Linked DNA regions of Mus musculus: region 2 is linked to region 1. The links are chromatin loops, found by intact Hi-C in ENCODE. Cell type or tissue: heart. All regions are shown on one strand.

Region 1 (8,000 bases):
TGCCCCTGAGATTCCTTTTGATGCATGCATCACGCAGATGTTCTTCATCCATGGATTTGGAGTAGTAGAATCTGGAGTCTTAGTGTCCATGGCCTTTGACAGATTTGTGGCTATCCGAGACCCATTGCGTTATGCTTCCATCCTTACTCATGGGCTTATTGGAAAGATTGGACTAGTTGTCTTGGCCCGGGCAGTCTGTGTGGTCTTCCCAGTGCCCTTTCTTATAAAACGGCTGCCCTTCTGTCGTTCCAATGTCTTATCTCATTCATACTGTCTTCACCAAGATGCAATGAGGTTAGCCTGTGCCAGCACCCGTGTCAACAGCCTCTATGGCCTCATTGTTGTCATTCTCACATTAGGGCTCGATGCTCTCATCATTCTCTTCTCTTATGTACTTATCCTGAAGACAGTGCTAGGCATTGCCTCCAGAGCTGAGAGGCTCAAAGCCCTCAACACCTGCCTCTCTCACATCTGTGCTGTGCTTCTATTTTACATTCCTTTCATTGGTGCCACCATGATCCACAGATTTGGGAAACATTTATCACCAGTTGTGCACATGTTCATGGCTAATATCTACCTTCTCCTTCCTCCTGTGCTAAACCCTATTGTCTACAGTGTGAAGACAAAGCAGATACGTAGAAGGATCATCCAAGTGTTCCGGGGGAGAAAGAACATGTCCTAGTTGGATGGAGTCCTATACCAGATCTAGGAGAGGTGGAAAAATCCAATAGTTTCCCATTCAGAAGTTTTGGTGAAGTCAGATTTTATACATTCAGTAAAATACAAGGGCAAAAATGGTTTGTGCAGAAAAAACACATGTAATTATTGTTCTGTTTTACATTTTGCAATATAGACATTGATATGTGGTATCATAAAATCCAGTTTAATTGAGTAACATACTTTTTTATTCTTTGAAAGTAGAGATGAACATAAGCTATGACAAATTGTTTAGATAGATAATATAACCATTTATTCCTATACTGTTAAGAAATACTTTAATTGTGTAGTTGTCCATCAGTTGTCTGAATTCTTTTTTTTTTTTTTTTTTTTTTTGAGACAGGGTTTCTCTGTATAGCCCTGGCTGTCCTGGAACTCACTTTGTAGACCAAAGGTGTGCGCCACCACGCTCAGCTTTACATGTGTGATTCTTAATATGTGCCTTCTTTAGTGGTATCTCTTCTTTTTATATATAGCATATTTCTAGATTTTCTATCACAAACTTAGGGCAGTAGTACATGTCCCATTTCTTCTCTCTCTCTCTCTCTCTCTTTAAAGGATTTATTTATTTATTTTATGTGAGTCCATCACTGTCTTCAGACACACCAGAAGAGGTCATCAGATCCCATTACAGATGGTTGTGAGCCACCATGTGGTTGCTGGGATTTGAACTCAGGACCTTTGGAAGAGCAGTCGGTGCTCTTAACCTCTGAGCCATCTCTCTTGACCCCCCCCCCCCAATGGATTTTTTTGTCATACTTGACGATTCCTGGTCTTTGTATAAAGCAAGCAAAAATTCTTAATAGAAATGTTTTTTATTGTCTGAGAATTTTATACCGGCACATGTTTTGAAAGAAATCTACACTTCATCCTCTCATTTAAAATCTTTCCTATATTTTTTACCACCTTTTTTTCCCTCTTAATTTCATGTGATCATTCTCTTCTAAACCACCAGATCCACTTAATACTGGTAATATGTACACTGGTGTATGGGCATCCCCAGAGCATGTGTATCCTATCAGCAGCTGTCTCTTTGAAGAAAACTGACTCCCTCTCCTATAGCCATTAGATTGACAAGAGTTCTTCAGGTGGGAGAGAGATATTTCTTGACTACCTCTTCCACACATACTTGGATTTTGACAAGCTTGGTCTTCTGTAGATCTTGTGCATGCAGTCATAGCAACTGTGAATTGTATACAATGGCTTCGTTATATCTGAAAAACACTGTTTTGAAGCAGTCATCCACTGCTTTGGGATCTTATAGGCTTCCTGCCATTTCTTCTGAGACATTCCATGAGTCTTCTGAGAAAGATGAATGATATATGTCTATTTAGGGCCAACCACACCAACACCTCTTGTTCTCCGCACACAGACTAGTAGTGAGTCTCTGTATTAATCACTATCTAATTTGATGAAGGTTGAGAGATGCATTAATCTAGTAGTATAAAGATATGTTAAGTCGGAGAAAATTTAATACTATTTAGCAGAATAGTAATACTAGATTCTCCTTTAGAGTCTATGAACTATTCAGCCACTAGTTTTTTGCTTATTTAACAGTACTAGAAATGAGTTCTGTTTTGTGGGGAATGCCTTAAATCTAATCAGAAAGGGGTTGTGCCTGCTCCAGTGGATCTATCTAGCTGGGTCAGCTGTTATTGCAGCCTGCAGTGTTCACATCTGAGTGAGTTTTTTTTTTCCATTTTTTATTAGGTATTTAGCTCATTTACATTTCCAATGCTATACCAAAAGTCCCCCATAGCCACCCACCCCCACTCCCCTACCCACCCACTCCCCTTTTTTGGCCCTGGCGTTCCCCTGTACTGGGGCATATAAAGTTTGCGTGTCCAATGTGCCTCTCTTTGCAGTGATGGCCGCCTAGGCCATCTTTTGATACATATGCAGCTAGAGTCAAGAGCTCCGGGGTACTGGTTAGTTCATAATGTTGTTCCACCTATAGGGTTGCAGATCCCTTTAGCTCCTTGGGTACTTTCTCTAGCTCCTTCATTGGGGACCATGTGATCCATCCAATAGCCGACTGTGAGCATCCACTTCTATGTTTGCTAGGCCCAGGCATACTCTGACAAGTTTTAAATCCAAGCAGAAAGTGGTTGGTTACTCCAATAACATTTGTGCTACTATTGCACCAGCAGATCTCTCTCGCCAGGTTAGTTGTTAGTACAGCCTGCAGTGTTCACATCTAGACAGGTTGCTGATTGCTGTTCTCTAAGAATAGCATGCACAGCACCTTCTGGAGCCATGAAAACTAGCCACTAGGGAGAAAGCTTCTGTGTCAGTACCAGCCTGACTTCTCTGTGTCTTATGATTCAAATATGTGGTATCTTCATCAACAGAGACTTATTATCAAGCTCTGGAGGGTGAACAGGAACAGTGTCAATAGGTTCTAGTGTTTTAATATCTGTGGGATCCCAACAAGTGAAAAAGAGACAAGCACAAGTTTTTTATTTTGATAGCCTATGGTGTCTGGGGGAGGCAGTATTTTTTATTATAAAGTATCTCTATTTGAACTATTTTACATATACATGAGTTTGTACTCTATGAAGTTTCTAAAGTAGTAGGTTTCTTTATGGCCTTTTCAAGGGCTGCTAATGTTGCTTATCCCTTCTCAGTCCCTTCCTCTATCTTGCCTTCCCTCTCCACCCCCTCAACATATCCTGTTCAATTATTACTTTGTCTGTTAATACCATTTGTGGTATATCCCTCCCTCCTTTGAAATCATGTTCATGCCATGTTGCTTGTTTCCTGATGTCTATGGGTATTCTAGTTTAACACAAAACAGATCTAAAGGTTCAATGTTATTTACTGTAATAAAATATATGAAGGATCACATGTTACATTTATATTTCTGAGACTTTGTTACCTCAGACCATATAATGCTTTCTAGTTCCATGTATTTTCATGTAAATTTCATAATTTATTTTTTCCACATAGGTGAATGAATTTCCATAATCTACATAGACATTTTCATTATCCATTCACCAGTTGGTGGACATCTATGCTGTTCCATTTTCTGGTTTTACTAAAGCCATTAATCTTTTATCCTATGTGTTCTTTGGGTCTCTTTGTCAAAAAGTCAGATGGGTGTCTGGACCCTCAGTTCTCGCTCATTGATCAATGCATCTGTTTTTATGCCAATATCACACTGCGTTTTATAACCATGCTTGTAGTATAACTTGAAATCAGGAATGGTGATGACCTCAGCAGTGCTCTTATTAGTCAGGACTGTTTTGGTTATCCTGGCTTGTTGTATTTCTACACGAATTTTAAGGTTATCTTTTCAATTTCTGTGAAGAATAGCACTGGGATTTCATTGACTATATAGAGTGCTTTTGATAGGTTAGTTGTCTTCACAGTGAAGACAAGGAGTTAGACAGACTCTCTAATAGGAAGGCAGACTACCTATCAGGGAGAGAGACCATGACTAGGCAATACAGGTACTGAACTTCCAACATGGCCAGCTTTTTCCTTTCCTTATCCACGCTAGACTGGAGACAAAAGCCAGGCAGTTTGGAAAAAAAAAGTCACTAAGCCACCAACCAGGCAGCATACATGAGCTGGTTGCAGGCCCCCAACACATATACGACAGAGGACTGCCTGGTCTGGCCTCAGTGGGAGATGAGGCCCCAGCGAAGTGGGAGTCTTATGGGGGGTGCAGATAACATCATCTTGGAGTCAAAGGGGAGGAGGAATGGGATGAGGTACTATTGGAGGCATACCGGGAGGGGGGACTTGTTGGAATGTAAAAAAAAATAGTAATAATAATTTAAAGAAGGCCTTGTAGCTTCTTGTCTCTAACTATGAAGCCCCCTGCTAATGACTGGATCAATAAGTTCAAGGCTGATTTAGACATGTTACACAACAGTTGTCGACCAATCAACCATCCTATATTTCTTCAAAGTGACCAACCACAAATTAGAGTTGGGAAACTCTTCAGAGACTTAAAACAAAACAAAACAAAAATAAACAACAAACAAACAAAACCAGACTTTGAGAAGAGACCTGGTGTTTTTGGCTCCTGTGGGGAGGATCTTTATGGATTTGAGTCTGTAGCACATGTGTTTTCTTTCTCCCAATAAATGCCTTCACCTGCTGATTCTATCTGCTCTTCTTCAAGGTGTTCAAGATTTCTTCACTGCTGTCTCTTGCACTTAAGGTTTTCCCCACCCCTTAAGTCTTTAATTGGCAGGGAAATGAACCCAATTAAGATACTCAACCTTATCAACAATATTAATCCTACCAATCTCAGAGTTGGAGTTCTCTCTATCTTTTGGTTCTAAAACCATCAACTACTATCTTATTCCTTCACATATTTACTCAATTGTGTATGTTAGGTAAGTGCTCTACCACTAAGCTATGTGTTCAGACCCTCACATAATACTTCTTTGTTTCTGAGATAGGATCTCACTGTGTAGCTCTGGGTAGCCTGGAACTCATGATATAGATCAGGCTAGCCTTGAACTCAGAGATTCTTGTCTATTCATGCTTCCCAAAAGCATGTCACGAGAAATACTTATGAGTATAAAGGCCATCATGAACTTCTAGGAGAAACTGAGGAATACTGGAGTGACTTTAAGAGATCAGTTATGTGATCAGGGTGAACATTTGTTAAGCATTGTGAGATTCACTGATGTCTAGCCTCTAACTTTGGATTCTCTGACTTTCTAGCTCTAGGACTTCTACACATCTCACCTATAACATGTAGTCATCCTGATGATAGCAAAATAAGAGGGTTGAGAATGGAATGAGAAAACACCCTGAAAAGAACCTCTCTGGGTGCCTTGCACATCCAGGTTTTCCATCACACCCTTTGTTTTCTTTCAGGATGAACTCTGTATTCTCAAACTGGTTTAGGCATCCTCTGAGATCTGAAAAAAACAAAGGCTGTTAACCCACTAGGCATCTGACTCATCCCGTAGTCTGGAAAGATCCAGATGGAACTCAGACAAAAGCCAGTACTCTGGAGGATTTATAGTGTTTAGCTGTTAGGCGGAGGCCGAGGGACATTGGGTGTCCAGGGAAAAGGCAGGATAATAGAGTGATAGGGAGGAGAGATCCCAGAGGGAGGTCTTTGAAAAGGACAAGTCTCATCTTGACTCTCCATTGTTTTCTTTGGTCTCTTGTGATGCTTACTGACTCTGAGAAGAGTCCTAAATAAATCTCATTTCTTCTGGATGAAAGAAATATGTATCACCATGCATGGATAATTTGAGAAAGTTAGGTAGACAGAATGCTGGCGTGTAGGTAACTGAAATAGGAAATTGGGCTGTTACAACCTCCAGGTCGTGATCATCCTGGAAAGGAGGATTCAAGTCACCTGGCAAGAGGTTGGCCAGGTTTGGAAGGTACTGCTAACACCAAAGGCTCTCTCTGAGAGTGTGAGAGATTGGAAGAGATGAGAGAGTGAGCAGGAATACAGAGCTTCTTGTGTTTAAGGCAGAAAGAAGTGAAAAGTCCAACTTTGGCAAAAAGGGAAAAAGGGGAGACAGTTTTTAAGACAAAGAGGAGCTCTGAGAAAAGATCACACAATATAGGCTGAGTATCAGTGCATTTGGGTGGTGGGAGAGGCACAGGAGCAGGCACACAGAATTATCATAGGCAGTAAGGCTACATTCAGACAATGCAAAGTTCAAGTTCAACTTCAATGGGATTCAAAAATCAAAAAGTAAAAAAATTTAAGGAGGCAGCTGCTGATGCTAAAAGAAGTCACAAGGTGGCAGCAGATCTTGCATAGAGACAAAGAAAAACAACTTAGGTTGAGTGAGAGAAAAATTTAGAAAATAATGACCAAATGCTCGTTCTTGGAGAAGGCTTGTAACACATGTAAGTTTCTACAAGCAATGATTAGGAGGAAAAAGATTTAGAAGATCACAGGAAAGTATGTTGAGGCGAGGTTGTCACAGCTGGAGAGAGGGAGAGTGATCAGGGCATAAGCAGACCATGCCTTTGGCAGAAGGTGGATTTCTTTTCTTTCTTTCTTTCTTTCTTTCTTTCTTTCTTTCTTTCTTTCTTTCTTTCTTTCTTTCTTTCTTTCTTTCTTCCTTCCTTCCTTCCTTCCTTCCTTCCTTCCTTCCTTCCTCCCTCCCTCCCTCCCTCCCTCCTTCCTTTCTTTCTTTCTTTTCCAATTTTTATTAGGTATTTTCTTCGTTTACATTTCAAATGCTATCCTGAAAGTCCTCCATACCCCCCCCCCCACCCCATTCCCCTACCCACCCACTCTCACTTCTTGGCCCTAGCATTCCCCTGTACTGGGGCATATGATCTTCGAAAGACCAAAGGCCTCTCCTCCCATTGATGGCCGAGTAGGCCATCTTTTGATACATATGCAGCTAGAGACAAGAGCTCTGGGGGTACTGGTTAGTTCATATTGTTGTTCCACCTATAGGGTTGCAGACCTCTTTAGCTCCTTGGGTACTTTCTCTAGCTCCTCCATTGGGAGCCCTGTGTTCCATCCAATAGCTGACTGTGAGCATCCACTTTTGTGTTTGGCAGGCACTGGTATAGCCTCACAAGATACAGCTATATCAGGGTCCTTTCAGCAAAATCTTTCTGGCGTATGCAATGGTATCTGTGTTTATGGCTGATTTCTATCAGGCAGTCAGGAAAGGAAGATCTTGGGTCAAAGATGAATGGGGCAGTGGAAACTGTGGATCTCTGTGGTTCTCAAATCTATAGGAAATGATGTTGAGCCCTGAATTTGTGGCACTTAGGGCAGACCCAGCAGCATAGAATATCCTGAGTCATTTTCACTCTTCAACAGTCATTGTTTTGATTGCTTTCACCTGTTCTCACCTGATCTTTTACTAAGGTTGTCTCACCCCTGTGGCTACACACACAGCAAGGCTCCTATGATCCATATGTGGGGCTTATCATGTCCTTTGTCTCTGTCATTACATGGCTCCCTCCTCCTTGTGGTCTGTTTCAAAGTTTCATCATTTGCAGTAAAATCTCACACATTAGGTTTTATAGATAATTCCTCAAGATTCTGCTCAGGGTCTCTAGAGGCACCTGGGTGTCAGGTCAGTTAGTGCAGGACTGACAGTGACATGGTAAGTGTATGTCACACAGTTAGGACGGGCAACCAGGTAAGTGTTTTTTGTTTGTTTTGTTTTTTGTGTTTTTTGTTTTTGTTTTTTTGTTTTTTGTTTTTAATAGTGCTTAGATTACAGAGAAAGTATCTTCTGTAGCACAAGGGAGTCCCAGTACAGATGCCCACAGGTCTGATCTGTACAATTACTCAGGAGGGACCAAACACACAGAAGAGAAAT
Region 2 (8,000 bases), 260 kb after region 1:
ATTCAGCAGCTCCCAGCTCCTTCAGGCATTGGGATACAGTGCTCCTTCACAGGCATTACTCCAAATATTATCTCTATGTGTGGTCCCACACCTCCCTATGCTTGCATGCAGCCAGCACACTGTTACAAGCCTCTCCAATTACTTCTCTGACTCTGCGATTGGTTTAAAAACAGAGCTTATCTTTCCTGGTTTCCATTTCTGTAACAGCGTCTGTCCATTGCACCAGACGCAGCTTACTGAACTTCAAGAGCTTTTATTTGGTAGCACCTGCTTGCACAAACATGATTTCATTGCCCAGATTCCTGGCCCCTATCTCTGCATCCTCCCTGAGAGCGCTGTGCTTTTCCTATCCCCCTACCTGACCAATTTTAACTTTCCAGCTCTAGTCCATTTTTTTATGTTAGAAAGAATCGAAGTAACATTCTAATTAGGGTGTTTTCCTGATCTCCTTCCTGAGCTTTCGGGCTCAGAAATGGGAAGTTTTATGCCCACCCCCATTCCTCCTTTCTCTCTTACTTCACATTCCCATTCTTTCTGCCTTTTCCCTATTTACACTGTCACAGGCATACCTGACATTTGTCATCTTTTCCCACTGCCTCTGTCTTTAATTGTTTACTCACCATACCTGGTTTCTCAGCGACCCTCACACACTCTAGTGTGGTAGTGGACTGCCTCTGCTGTGTTCTTTATGTTATGTCTGTCAGCAGCACCGAGCCAAGGGGTATGGGGAGGGTGTGGGGTAAAGGAAAGGTGAGCACAGGTGTCCAGGCCTTTCTTTGCCAGAGCCCCATGGGGAAGCCTCAGTAAGAACACTGTGGTTAGTTAGAATCCGTTTGTCCCAGTAGAAAGGCCATGATGACCTTTAAATTGCAGCAAGAATCGAATGATCCCTTCATTACTAGCACTCAGCCTTTATTTCAAAATGAGAGGAGCAAGCCCCAGTCCACCCCACACTACTCTGATATTCATAGTCCCAATAGGCCTAGTTGCCCCATCTCCCCTTGACCTGTCTGGCCTTTGACCATTATCACATTATTTACCTAGCCTTTTGTTTTCAGACAGTGGATAATGAGCCCCAGAGAGTGTCTCTGGTTTGTTCCTAGGGGACCCCTTTTGGTTTTGTTGCTTCTGGTTTTGACTAATTGCCATTAGCACAGTGTGGCACCACATGGTGCTAATAGGACCCAGGTCACAGGTCCAGTCTCCTCAGGGATGCTTATTCACTTTGCTTTGCTTCCTCAAGCTGAGGTCAGAATCAACCCAAATGTGCTACAGCATGCTATTAATCCCAAGTGTGATTTGATCTCTGACTCTACATACATGTAGTTGTATGTTTATAATCATGTTTACCTAAGGTACACCTCAAAATCAGCTAGATTCTCTGACTCTTCGGAGCCAGTGGTGGGATTCTTTTTCCTTTCTCTTCTCTGGACTTTTCACATGTGTATTGCCCGTCTTGTTCTCGGTAGACTCTTCCCCAGTTCTTGGTAGGTGGTAGCATGTCACCAGGCATGCCCATTCCCACCCTGGGGTGTGGATTTTTCATTGCACCCTTAACACAATCAGCCTATATCCCTCTAAATAACTTGGGTACCTATTGTGGACAAGGCCATCGCTGCTCCTCTTCTTCCCCAAACCTTCTGGCAGTGCCTTTGTCCCAGTAATTCCTTCCACCAGCCCAAGTAACAAAAATCCTTGGCATATCACAGCTCCTCTCTATCTAACCCTCCAAATGGTGTGACCCTTAGGACCTGGAGGCTGCTATCAGATTTGCCGATTACACTTTAAACATTTTGCAAATGAATCAATTGGCCTTAACTTCGCAAACTTGCAAAATTCTCATATCCAGGCCCATGTTATCTATAGATCTTTAAATTTGGTTTATAACGCAAATACAAAATAATGAAAGTTGTAGGATTTTGTACTATAAGCTAATATCTTTTTTGTTTGTTTGTTTGTTTTTGTTTTTTCGAGACAGGGTTTCTCTGTATAGCCCTGGCTGTCCTGGAACTCACTTTGTAAACCAGGCTGGCCTCCCGAGTGCTGGGATTAAAAGTGTGTGCTACCACACCCGGCTAAGCTGATATCTTTAATTGGATAAAAATTCATCCCTAAGTAACCCATTCTCATTTCATGAGATTGATGTCACCATTATTCTCATATATTATAATCATTGATCTGGATTTGCATTTTTAAATATTTCTATTATTTTAACTGTATATGCAAAATTACAATAATGCAGCTTAACATAATTGTCCAAATCTGTCTTATTGCAAAAATGCCTACTTTTGTTTAGCTCCATATTGTTCTTTGGTGTCTTTCATTTTAACTTGAAGGGCTCCTTTTAGAAGTTTTTACAAAGCAAGTCCAGTTTTTGTTTTCTAAGAACACTCCAATTTCACCTATTTCGGAAGACACAGTTGCTGAGCACATTACTCTTGTTTAACAGGATCGTTGTGGTTATCTTGTTCTTTCTGGACCTTTCTCATTCAGCATCTACAACATTGATTCAAAGCAAGATTTCGGTTGGAAATGTATCCTCGGATCCCCCAGATCATGTGAAAACAGCCTCGACTGAATTTAGCTGTTTCTAGGCATCTTCACAGTTCTACTCTCTCTTTGAATTAGTTTCATTATAAAGGGGCCAGCATGGTTCTATTTTGTTTATCTTAACTCAAGTATTAGAATCTCTTCAATTTATATGCCTACTTTCCCCATAAGATTTGGGTATTTTAATATTCAGATTATAGATTTTCTCCATTCTCTCTCTTCTCTTGCTATAGTTATAATACCATGTGTATTTTATTTATTTATTTGGTAATAGTCTATGAATCAATTTAATTATTTACTTACTTCTTTCCAATTTTGTAACTCTAAATCCAAGATTCCTAATGTATAGATTTTCAAGATTTCTAATGACTATTTGCTCTGTCTTATCTAGTGTGCACCTGGGTCTCTGTAATGAGCCTTCAATTTTTGTATTATTTACACCTGGATCTTCTAATATTCTCTTTTATTTGATGCATCATGATCCTGATTTTATTTTTGTTCTCTTTCGGGTCCTCCAGTATGTTTAAAGTTTCTGGAGTTTTATGTTGATCCTTTTATAGAGTTTTAAAATTTTTATTTTATGTACCTTGTGTGCTTTTATTGTACCCCTTGTATATTTTTTTTGATAATATATGGTCCCTTGAGAAAATATTTCTTTCTTCCCTCCAGTGATATTGTAGCCCATCAATCATCAGTCTAGAGCTTCTTAGACTCTCTCAACCCTTTTACCAGTCTCATGTTCCCCCTGCTGTCTTTTTGTGGTACTACAGTTACCATTCTGGTAGTACTTCTGTTTTTACCTCCATGCCCTACCTTAAGCACTCAATAGATCACATGGGAAGGCAGGTTAAAGTTCACACTAGAGATTAGGGAGAGCGTGGAAATGGTGAACTTCATACTGTTATTTTTTTTAATTTTTAAAAAATTATTATTTTCTTTATATACATTCCAAATGCTATCCCGAAAGTTCCCTATACCCTCCCCCTGCCCCTGCTCCCTTACTCACCTACTCCCACTTCTTGGCCCTGATGTTCCCCTGTACTGGGGCATATAGAGTTTGCAAGACCAAGGGGCCTCTCTTACCAATGATGGCCGACCAAGCCATCTTCTGCTACATATGCAGCTAGAGACACGAGCTCTGGGGGTACTGGTTAGTTCATATTGTTGTTCCACCTATAAGGTTGCAGACCCCTTTAGCCCCTTGGGTACTTTCTCTAGCTCCTCTATTGGTGGCCCTGTGTTCCATCCAATAGCTGACTGTGAGTATCCACTTCTGTGTTTGCCAGGCACTGGCATAGCCTCACAAGAGACAGCTATATCAGGGTCCTTTCAGCAAAATCTTGCTGGCGTATGCAATGGTGTCAGCGTTTGAAGTCTGATTATGGGATGGATCCCCGGGTGTGACAGTCTCTAGATGGTCCATCCTTTCGTCTCAGCTCCAAACTTTGTCTCTGTAACTCCTTCCATGGGAGTTTTTTTCCCAATTCTAAGAAAGGGTGAATTGTCCACACTTTGGTCTTCGTTCTTGAGTTTCATGTGTTTTGCAAATTGTATCTTGGGTATTCTAAGTTTCTGGGCTAATAGCCACTTATCAGTGAGTACATATCATATGAGTTCTTTTGTGATTGGGTTACCTCACTCAGGATGATACCCTCCAGGTATATCCATTTGCCTAGGAGTTTCATAAATTCATTGTTTTTAATAGCTGAGTAGTACTCCATTGTGTAAATGTACCACATTATTTTTATGCATATAGTATATACATATGTATGCATGTGGGTGAACATAACATGTATATGTCTGTGTGTGATGAAGGTCTTCTCTATGTAGCAACAGCTGCTGATTTTAATGACCGTGTTACACCCAGTAGATAACACTTCACAGCCTTTCTTCCTGTCCTTTGTATCTTACAATCTTTTGTTCTCACTCTGTGATATTCTCTAGCTTTGCAGCAGGTCTGGGGATGACCAGGTCACAGTCCCTGGTTCTTGCCCTTTTAGCTGTTATGGGTGTTTGCACTAATTGGTGCATTCTTCATAAAGAAACTTCTCTGACAAAGGCTGAAAGCAGAACTGGTTCATATCTTATAAATCTTAACATAGTTAAAATAAATTATCTGTAATATTTTTTACAATTTAATGAGATTATGGTCAACCCCACCCAATATTTTATAGTTGTCAATAGTTGCATCTAGTGCATATAAGAAAAAACAATGGAACAAAAATAGAAAAAAAATTTTGAAAAAGTGAGGTAAATTGGAAGGAACTACACTCTTTGGCTCCTACTGTTCTGTAAGTCCATAGTAGCTAGGGGTGTGCGAAAGAAATAAATACGTAGATCAGTATGCAATAAAGAAATCTAGAAAATTTCACAAAATATTTGACATGAGAAAACAGCAAAGTAATGCAGAAAGCACAGATTCTTCAACAAATAACCGTGGAATAATTGGATATAAAATAGTTATACAGAAAGTGACTTAAAAATAATATATTTTACTCTGTAAACATTTTTAAAAATTTTTATTAGATATTTTCCTCATTTACATTTCAAATTCTATCCCCAAAGTCCCCTATACCCTCCCGGGACCCTGCTCCCCAACCCACCCACTCCTGCTTCAAGGCCCTGGCATTCCCCTGTACTGGGGCATATGATCTTCGCAATACCAAGGGCCTCTCCTCCCAATGATGGCCAATTAGGCCATCTTCTGCTACATATGCAGCTAGAGACACGAGCTCAGGGGGTACTGGTTAGTTCATATTATTGTTCCTCCTATAGGGTACTTTCAGCTCCTTGGGTACTTTCTCTTGCTCCTCCATTGGGGGCCCTGTGTTCCATCCAATAGATGACTGTGAGCATCCACTTCTGTATTTGCCAGGCATATTAGCTCAGAAACTTGTGTAAACATTATTAACTAAAGTTAGAATCCATAACACACACACACACACACACACACACACACGTATATATATACTTGATTTCATAAGTTATATCTAAAATATTTACAAATTGTTAAAAATGATCCAGACAGTGGTGACACAGTCTTTAATCATTTATATATAGTTAGCTTTATGTTTATTTCTTGTGCTTCAGCTTCAGCTGTGTTGGAATATTCGGGGCCTACTATGGTAGGATAGCTGGGATCTCATGGAAACACATTGCCCTGGCTGTTGGCTGTGTTTTTACAATGGCATCCACGCACTGAGTTTGGGATGATTACAGGTCTAGGTACTGAGTTTTATATTTGTCTTTGTTGAGTTAATGTTTTGTTGTTTGGTTTCTGTTTTCTTTCTGGATTTTGGGAGAGTGTGATGGCTGTGTATTGCTTGTTTTACTGGCCTTCTAAATTGGTGACTTCACAGAGAATGCCTCCTGTTGTGGATCTGGGATACAGGGATGAGTGGGGTGAGGGTGGTTAGGAAAGAATGGTCAGTAGGAACCACAGGGAATGGGAAAGGAGAAAGGGATGTTGCAGCTGTAAGGATTGGGTTCTGAGAGAGAGAGAGAGAGAGAGAGAGAGAGAGAGAGAGAGAGAGAGAGAGAGAGAGAAGGTCTGTGGACATCATACCTTCTAAAAGTAGATCATGCATACCCTGTTGAGCCCTTCTTGTTACTTAGCTTCTCTGGATCTGTGGATTACAGTACAATAGCTAATATCTACTTATAAATGACTACATACCATGGTTGTCTTTCTGGGTCTGGGTCACCTGACTCAGGATGAATTATTTTTAAGTTCCAATTATTTGCTTATAAATTTTGTGATTTTTTAAAACAGATGAGTAATATTCCATTGTACAAATGTACCACCTTTCCTTTATTCTTTGGTTGAAGGACATCAAACAGTGGGAGAGGGGTCTGTCTCTGACTCTTTTTACTTGTTTTTGGTAGCCTTTTCTTCCTACTGGGTTGCCTTGTCCAACCTTATTAGGGAGGGATGTGCCTAGTCTTACTGTAACTTGACATGCCATATTTGGTTGATATGCCCTGGAGGCCTACACTTTTCCAAAGGGAAACTGAGGAGATGGTGTGGATTAGATAGATAGGGGAGGTGGCAGAGAGGAGGAAATTATGTGTTTGAAGTGAGAAAAACTGAATAACAGCATGATATACTGCAAGCTGACGTATTTTCTATGAACACTGGAACACAGAGGTTAGGATGCTGAAAGCAGAGAAGATCTTCATGTTATTAGCTTTGTAATCATACTAAAACATGGTTATGTGATTTAAAGATGAACCTTGAGCTGGGAATACAACATTTCGGGGGACTCTTAGAATATAAGAATGTCTGCACCAATGTTGAACAAATCTGGGGCTAACATGCAGATAGATGAACAGCAGATGTGGAGCAGGGATCAGTATATGAATTTCATTTCATCAGAATTTTGTCCTCCCCTTTAAGATTCCAGGACTCAAAAGCACAATTAGGGCTGGAATCAGTATATGAATTTCATTCTTTGTCATCATTTCATCCTCACCTTGAAGATTTCAGGACACAGAGAGCGCAATTAGGCCAGAGTTATTTCTGTTATTTCTATTCTGTGCTATCTCTGCTATTTAATTTCTACAAATTTACTAAGTCTGGGACAATTCCTAAAGTGATCTTTTCTGAACAAGAGATCAATATACTTACTATATTTATGAAGGGCCATGTGTATGAAAGACTATGAATAAATGCAATAAATAATATTATAGGAAACAATATTTACTATGATTGTTGTTATATGTTATTTTAAAAAAATTTTTATCTGATACAATAACTAGATATTATAGGATTCATTCTCCTTTGATTGATGGAGGCATTGATTAATGACTCCCCAAATCTCCTCTTACTTGTTTTTTATAAAGGTCATGACATGATTAGATTTACTAGATGGATATTGATGACTGAAAAATGAAGGTGAAATATAAGAAAAAGTCTTGAGAAAAATCATTATATTTGGGAATGTTTTTCAAATGGGAAAGTAATGAAGGTACTTTTTCTTTGATTTTTAAAAATTTGGATCCATTTTGAGATAAATAAAAGTGGATATCATTTATTCAGTGCATGGAAACAGTGAGATGTATACACTGGCCATGAGAATATGTCATAGGTACTAAACAGTTTCTGGAATCCCCCCACTTACTGTCTTAGTAGTTAGTGCTCTCAGCATTATTTCATTTTAAAATCCTGAATGGTTGGGAATGGCTTAGTTGCCCTGGAGAGATCCCTGTTTTGGAAGCCCAAGGGATCTGCAAACGTCTCCATGGCACAGTAAAGGGGAGATTTCTAGAGTAGGTCAGAACATAAAATTCCTAGTGGTGTCACTGCAATGGTTTCACCAGATGAACCTCTGGCTCTGATGTGTTATATCTTTCCTTAGTAGTGTACTCTCAGCAATCAGGTAAGTGTGAGAGAAAAATAGGAACATCAAGCTGGCCATGGAAAAGGAGATTTGAAGATATCACTGCAAAAG

The links. Peaks named below come from ENCODE experiments on the same cell type or tissue, not always from the same donor. Only the 100,000 strongest peaks of a DNase experiment are listed, where the experiment ranks them.
Region 2: it touches region 1 in a loop (13-fold over the local background); 21 of 42 quality-filtered maps call a loop at or near these places.

Annotation. Positions count from the first base shown.
Region 1 is chr7:102,659,089-102,667,088 of GRCm38, forward strand. It overlaps Olfr555 (olfactory receptor 555), which reads left to right. Exons shown (of 1, transcript NM_147103.2): 1 at 1-682. The coding sequence ends at 682. Among named protein-coding and RNA genes, the nearest start is that of Olfr555, 4.3 kb to the left of the region's middle. In heart, a CTCF peak has its summit at 6,441 (motif pointing right); no DNase peak of the experiment used is centred here.
Region 2 is chr7:102,916,528-102,924,527 of GRCm38, forward strand. No RefSeq gene overlaps it. Among named protein-coding and RNA genes, the nearest start is that of Olfr572, 7.1 kb to the right of the region's middle. In heart, a CTCF peak has its summit at 3,305; no DNase peak of the experiment used is centred here.